Linked DNA regions of Homo sapiens: all the other regions are linked to region 3. The links are chromatin loops, found by intact Hi-C in ENCODE. Cell type or tissue: PC-3. All regions are shown on one strand.

Region 1 (2,500 bases), 370 kb before region 3:
GATTTTGTGGGCCACGCAAACTAATGGAGATCTAGTTAGTATATAATACTTTCTCACATCATGTGGCTAAGTTTACTTGTTTGCTAGTCTTGTATATAAACAGGGCTCTGACAATCTAATGTCTTTCGCCAGCCATTTATAAAAGTGACCATGTATATTTTATGGTAAAAAGTAAGTGCATTTTTTGGGCACTGGTAAATAATGATTTGTTTTGTCCTGTTATTTTTTTGTGGAAAGAAAAATCTTACATTTCAGTCAGATGTTTGTAGTAAAAGAAAATTGTCATATTCAGTAGCCGATGATAAATACATTTTTTGTGTTGTTATGTATACTATACTGTTTTAAAGACTAAGCTATTTTTTGGCTTTTTAATTTTTTATTGTGATAAATTTAAATAACATAAAAACTAATTGTGCCCCATAAATATAGACAATTATTTTGTATTAATTAAAAATAAAATAAAACTTTAAAAAGAAAAAAATTTAAATAGTAGCTGAGAATAAAAACTAGATCAACTTAGATATTATTAAAGTCCTGGGACTCACAGAAAACAATACACTGAGATAAGGTTATATTTGACACCTAATTGTTAAAAGGAGAGATAACCAAACCAAACAAAAATAGCATTATTTCTATTTAGCCTATTGCAATGTTTTTGTAATAGTTATTGAAATTCAGAGTACATTTATAAAGCTAAAGGAATTCTTTAATTATTAGATACAGAAAATGTCCTTGAATGGGAGAATAGATTGAGAAAACACAGTACTCTTCCTATTTTAAGAAGGTCAAAATATTTTTAGAGGACATATTTGGTGTGTTTGTTTAACTAAATATTCAATATGAGCAAAGAAGTTACACAATTTACTTTTAACGAAAAAAATTTTCAAATAGGGAGGAGAGAGACGAGGAGAGAACAGATGCTTCTGGTGGTGCAGCAGCACAAATTGAGCAATTGTCCAGTAGGGGTTGCTCATAGAGCAGGAAGGCTGATTGTTCCAGCTACAAGTTTCACAACTTCAAGTAGACTGGGATTTCAAGGCCACTCAAGTGTCTTAGTCGAAATAACCTCTTTATGTACTCCGGAAGTGACCCAGCCTCTGATATCTATTAGGATAAAATAGTATGTGTGAAATTAAAGAATTGCTAAATAAATCATTTGAAGCTTGTCATCTGCCTTAAAATGACATTTTACAAACCACATTTAATATGTTGCTGTGCATTAGTGAGGGGAGCTCATAACTGCTTTTCCAAACAGAATCAAAGTGTAGTTAAATTGTTTTTAAACACAGATTTAGAGAATGAAATTGAGGGTAGTAAACTAGTAGCCAACTAAAGCAAAACAGGCTGGAATGTTGGTAACCGATTGTACACACAGGATCCAAGCAAAACATCTTGAATTGCTAGTACAGTAATAAATTATAGTTTTCACATTTGTATTTTGCAAGTGAAAACAGCACTAAGTCAAGCTTGTGAAATAAAGACCAAATGATGACGTTTTTAATTCACCCACACCTATGATGACCCAGTAGACCTGCCTCATCATGCAATAAATGGAATAACTGAGGCTGAAAAAAGAAAAGACCAGTAGACAGAAACTCCATAGTTTTTGTATGCAATTGTAGATGGGAAAAAATGGTTGAGAGAGGCAAAGGGTTAATTGTCACAAAGGATCTAATGAATGTGTTGATTTCTTCTCCTTCCTTTGTCCCTCTCTCCTCACAAGATGACCCATACCACATTCAGCCAACAGTCAAGGAGCTATCTCATTTTCTTTAGGGTTAATTTTCTCTTCTTAACGTAATGAGATAAATGGCTAAATGGGGTTGGTGTCTCGGGAGTGTTCAGAGGGCAAGAAATGGTCAAGAACTGGTTTATCTCCAAAGTTCATTAGCCTATTAGATAACTGACGCAGGGCACCCCAATTATCTCAAAGAATGAGAGACTTCTAAGAGATGGGAGTCAGTCCTTATAATAATGGAACTTGGCTGCCTGCTTCAGAAAAGAGACTCGCAAATCCCTTTCGTGGAGCAGGACTCTTCTGGGTGGAGAGGATGGGCTGATTTATTTCTCTGTGGTGTCCTGGAGTGTATCTGCCCTGATTGACTCCCTTGGTCTTGACATCAGTCACTTTGGAGTCAAGATAATGAAAACTACATTAAAGAGGCCCCTCCAGTTTATGCAAATGGAACTTTTTCTTCAAAGGGACAATATCCTTGGGAGAATTTCTGTACTATTGAAAAGTATTAATAAAAGAAAATGTGTTGGATATTTCCTCCCTCCTACTCCTCATTTTCTCTAATTTACATAGGAGTGGGAGTGACATTTTTTATTTTGTTTCATTAAAACCCTAAATTTTCCTCATGCTTTATCTAAGGAAGTCAAATTGTATTTAGTCTGAAGGTTGCTGCATGGAATTAGTAAGGACATAAGTGACACTTAACATTATTCTAAACAATTAAAGTTACACACTTTAGGACATCTTGGGACTGGATCAAGATGA
Region 2 (2,500 bases), 50 kb after region 3:
CATCCCTTTCTCTCTCCCGCCTGCCTCAGTGGTGGCCTCTGTGGGGGTGCACTTTGTTCCAGTCCTCCCACCTCCCACCCCCATGTCGCTGGCCCCAGTTCCAGCTTCCCACAATATCACCCCCTCCCAGTGCCAACCTTTGCCGTGGCCAGGTTCTTTGAGAGACTCCCGATCCTTAGTCTCCCACTTCAGGCCTGACTGTGCAGGTAAATGAGGGTAGCATTTTGAACCCCAGAAAAAAAGTCATATTTCGATTCTGTCTTCAGACCAAAACCAAACCAAAAGGAAAACTGCCGACTACTCCATACAAACTCACACTTAGGTTCGATAGTCCCTTATACATCTATATATTCCTCAATAAAGTGAAATAAAAGAGCAGCTGATTTTGGTGGTAGTCATTTCGTGAGATTTCCCTCTCTGGTAGATACGCAAACTTCATGTTTTACAGAAACTTAATTTCACTTGCTGGAAATCTCCCCTCCCCCAAGAAGGCTGCCTTCTGGAATGAATGCTTTTAGAGTTGTTTTTTCTTTTCCTAATCTAGAATTTTGTTCCTCTGACTTCAGCCTAAATCGCACGAAGGAGGAGGACACATCCACAAACTTGAGAGCGGGTGAGAGAAAAAAAAAATAGAAGGAAAAGAAAAGAGTCCACGTAAACAAGAAAGGAGGCTGTTGCAGGCTCTCCCTGCAGCAAACCCCAAACGATCTCGTTGCAGGGCGCCCACAAAATCCCGGCTATAATTGAGTGTTTTCTTTGAGGTTTTCTGACCATGTGCTTTTTACCATGGTTACTATGACTCTGATTCCAGAAGCTGAATATTCATCATGATCCCATCCCAACCTTTCAGAAGGCTTATCTCGTTGGTCCTTACAAAGAAGGAGAATCTAAAGGGGGCTCCTCTGTGCCAGTGATTTTAACCTGCTCCACCTTCCAGTGACCTGCCACATGCTCCTTCTTACTTTATAGACATCTGGGAATTCCATACATGCCTTAAACTCCAATTACACACCTTCTTCAAAGGACACGTGCTTTGATTTGCTAAGAACATTAAGTGGGCTCACGTCCTTAGGCCTTGAGACAAAAGCGAGGGGAAAATGGAAAATGTATCCCATGTCGTTTTTTTTTTTTTTTTAATTTAAACTGGGTCTATCCTTTGCTGTCCAGTAAATAAAGATAGTTAATAATCCTCCTATTTGCACATTCGTGGGCTCTCAAAGAGTTGGAAGGTTTCTGAGAAATAGTGGGATTGCCGGCTTTGAGAAAATATGAAGAAACCGATTTCTCCTTCCACTTTGCCAGTGCACTTTCCTTCCACTTTCACTGGTGCTGGGGGCGGCGCACTCTTTACGACATATAAGCGGAAAATTCTGCAAAAGTGGCCCCCGGGGATCCCCGCCCGACCCCTGTCTGTCGCTAATGTGGGCCTGTCTCCGGAAATTCGAGGTTGGGCCTTTGCCTGAATCTGTTGCTATTGCTCCCCTTGCTACCGCTGACACTTGGCACCGCCGCCTCCTAGCAGCGGCCAGACGCGGGGCTGGGGGCCTTCCACGCAAACCGAAGGAGATACGGACATCGTCATTCTCCCCACCGCGCGAGCCGGGCCCGCCACCCACGCAGGGGAGACCGTGCCCGTGCCCCTCTCCCGCGCCTGCCGCAGGTGAGACCCTCGCTCCCCACGGAGTTCTGTTTGGGTTTCCGTGGCGTTTGTTCCCCGCAGGTTTGTTTATTTTTCTTCAAATTACAGATGCAGGGAAAACCGCCTGACATCATGAGAGCGGGACAAACGCTCACTTTGAAGGATTCCTGGGCAGGACTTCAAGTGAAATCATATGCCTGAGAAGAACTTGATACCGGTCTAGAGAAAATAACCAGTTCTGACTTTGCCAAACCATGGAATGTGCAAAATGCTCTACTTTTTTGCAAGAGGCCAAATGTCCCTTAAAAAGCTCCATTATGAATATGAACCTTAAGACCGAAGGGTCAAGAAGCTTGTGCCGTTGTTGAGTGTGGGAAAAAATTTACACACATCGTGCAAGTTTCTGCTCCTTAACATTATTTTATTAATAATACGTTCCACTTTGGGGAGGGGAACCTGTAACTGTGCGTGAATTATCATCTGGACATGTGCTTCTGTGAACAAAAGGGGAAATGTGCATATGGGTAAAAAAATTACTGCTTTCTTATAACTAAAGGCTATCAATCTGACCAACTTATAAATAAAAGTAATCAATAGCACAGTAAAGGAAACATTAAATTTTCTACAATTTACCCAAGACAATTTAATACAATACTTTCCCCTAGCAAATGCATTCTGAAGGAAAAAGATCCCAAGTGAACCAACACATTAATTGGAAAGCCTTAGCTTCTTATTTCCGAAAACAAGAGGTAATTCATTCTATGTGTTCTTTAAATAAGGGTAGGTAGCAAAAATAAAATGAAATAACATAAAATCAAAAGAAGATATAATGGTGGAGGAAAAGAAACAGGTGGCTTCATT
Region 3 (2,500 bases):
GAAAACTCTTGATTCTCCACATTAAAAAAAAGAAACAGGGCGTGGATAATACAAAATGGTGAGTAATCCAAAAGACATTTACATTTGTAATGTGCTTTGTGCTAACAATAAACATGGACAATTATGTTTTGAAAGTTTTCTTCAAACAAATGAAGTCACTTTCTAAACATCTGTGTTTTCTTGTTTTTGCTGTTTAATTATCCATACCCTATTGCACACCCTTCCTTTTGTATACTTTATGATAGTTATGTCTACAACTTCCAAAGGAACACTTATTTTAGAGACATAAAGAACCTGATAAATAAGAGAGTTGAAATATAGCAAATATTTACTTCTTATGTGGCTATTTTCTTATCTTTCACCCTTAGTAGAAATTTGTTATTGTTCATGGTATTCTTGACCAAAGGGCCTAAATTCTGCTTCAGAATCCTTCTCCCTGTAGTTGTGTTGCAATGATGCAAGAAGCAAGACTAATTTGACACCCCTAATCTAGTCAAACTTTCCTAACAATGCTCACTCCTTATCCAATGACACACAGATGGTTAGCTACACAGCTAAGTCTAGAATGCAAAACTCCTAATTTCAAGTCTGTTATGCTTTTGTAGCCCCTTTTACTATCAAAAATCTCATTTCTTTAGATATAATATGAGTTAACTGAGTAAACTCATTTGGGTTACATGAGTATATGCTATATAATTTTTACATCTTAAAATGACAGTACAATTTGATTCCCAAAACTTACCATGTAGATTACAGTTAACCTATATTATCATTTATTCATTCTCAATGTATTAATATATTCATACACGTATTTTAAAAGAACACTATAGAGACTCATTTCTTGCAATTTTTTTTAAGTAACTTACTTTTTTTGTTTCTTTTTTGTTTTTTTGAGATGGAGTCTTGCTCTGTTGCCCAGGCTGGAGTGCAGTGGCTTTATCTCACCTCACTGCAACTTCCGCCTCCCAGTCCAAGCAATTCTCATGTCTCAGTCTCCTGAGCATGGTATGGAGGAACATGCCTCCATGCCCAGCTAATTTTTGTATTTTTAGTAGAAACAGGGTTTCGTCATGTTGGCCAGGCTGGTCTCAAACTCCTTACTTCAAGTGATCTGCCCAGCTCGGCCTCCCAAAGTGCTGGGATTACAGGCATGAGCCACCACACCCGGCCTAAGTAACTCACATTTTAATATTGATAACTCCTTAAAGATATTTAAAATCCAAACAATCATCACTCACACACATATGCAGGACAGTTCTCTGGGTGGCGTTGGATTGATTCAATTCCCCATCCCCCACCCTTTTCTTTTAAAGTTCTGCAGAATGTGCTGGGAATGCAACACTCTGTGATAGGGAGGGACTGGCTAGAATAGCCCAAGCTCTGTTGCAGTCTCCCCTGCCCTGCCCAGCAGAAACTTGGCTTTCTACCAAGCACATGACTTCTACTGGTCCCTAATGTGACTGCCACATAAGTTATTTGTAACCATCCCACTTAATTCCACTATTAAATAGATAGAGAAACAGGCTACTTTCAAATGTCTTCTAAATGATGAATACTTGTCCCTCAAATGCTTTAGCCCAGGAAATCATGTGACCCCTTGAGATATAAAATTAAGGGCAGACTGCTTTTCGAGGTCCCTCAACTGTAGTGCAAGTGGGGCGTATGCAGTAGAGATTCCATGTATCCCAGGCAGCTTTCCTGAGCCTTGGGCAACTGCATCACAATGAATCCTGGGCATCTGTCATCCCTTGCTGCCTATCTATAAGTAATAAATCTGCTTCATGTAACTTGTGTATGAGGGTATTCTTTCTCACTGAACTGAGACAAGTTGGTAACCAGTGCACAATACACCTGCTTAACAATATAGGTCTATCTAAATTACACATTTGGTATAGTAGAAATTGGCTAATTGATATCCCAGTCTGTTTCTTTCCCTTGGACACACAGCTAATCTAATGTTACTCAAAGTGCTGATCCACTACTAGAAGCTTGCACCAGAGTGTAAATCAACAAATGGCTTCCTTCATCAAGAAAGTTGTTACTGAATTCATCTGTGTCCTTAGTAACATATTTGGTTTACATCTAGAGCAAGTTCCTTCTCATCAAAGATTAGTAATTTAGATGGGCAGTCCATTCATGGAACATACTTAATTTTTTTTATTTTTAATTTTTGTAGGTACACAATAGGTGTATATATTTACGGGGTACATGAGATATTTTGCTACAGGTATGCAATGCGTAATAATCACATCATGTATAATGGGGTATCCACCCCCTCGAACATTTATACTTTGTGTTACAAACAACCAAATTATACCCTTTTAGTTATTTTAAAATATACAAATAAATTATTATTGACTATAGTCCCCCTGTTATGCTATCAAATACCAGGTCTTATTCATTCTTTCTATTGTTTTGTGTGCTAACTAACCATCCCCACCTCCTTCCACCTCCTCAACTACCCTTCCCAACTGCTGGTAACCATCCTGCTATTCTCTAT

Evidence for each region. Peaks named below come from ENCODE experiments on the same cell type or tissue, not always from the same donor. Only the 100,000 strongest peaks of a DNase experiment are listed, where the experiment ranks them.
Region 1: a loop joins it to region 3, with 3 times the contacts of the local background. A loop is called at or near these places in 11 of 110 quality-filtered maps.
Region 2: it touches region 3 in a loop (3-fold over the local background); 4 of 110 quality-filtered maps call a loop at or near these places.

Annotation. Positions count from the first base shown.
Region 1 is chr7:18,692,632-18,695,131 of GRCh38, forward strand. The region is part of intron 12 of HDAC9 (histone deacetylase 9); the gene reads left to right. Among named protein-coding and RNA genes, the nearest start is that of HDAC9, 200 kb to the left of the region's middle. In PC-3, a CTCF peak has its summit at 944 (motif pointing right); a DNase peak (open chromatin) is centred at 990.
Region 2 is chr7:19,111,008-19,113,507 of GRCh38, forward strand. It overlaps LOC124901597 (a long non-coding RNA gene), which reads left to right. Exons shown (of 3, transcript XR_007060241.1): 2 at 545-1,660; 3 at 1,748-2,238. It also overlaps a transcript of TWIST1 not described here. Among named protein-coding and RNA genes, the nearest start is that of TWIST1, 5.4 kb to the right of the region's middle. In PC-3, no CTCF peak of the experiment used is centred here; no DNase peak of the experiment used is centred here.
Region 3 is chr7:19,061,049-19,063,548 of GRCh38, forward strand. No RefSeq gene overlaps it. Among named protein-coding and RNA genes, the nearest start is that of TWIST1, 55 kb to the right of the region's middle. In PC-3, no CTCF peak of the experiment used is centred here; no DNase peak of the experiment used is centred here; H3K27ac peaks cover 396 bases.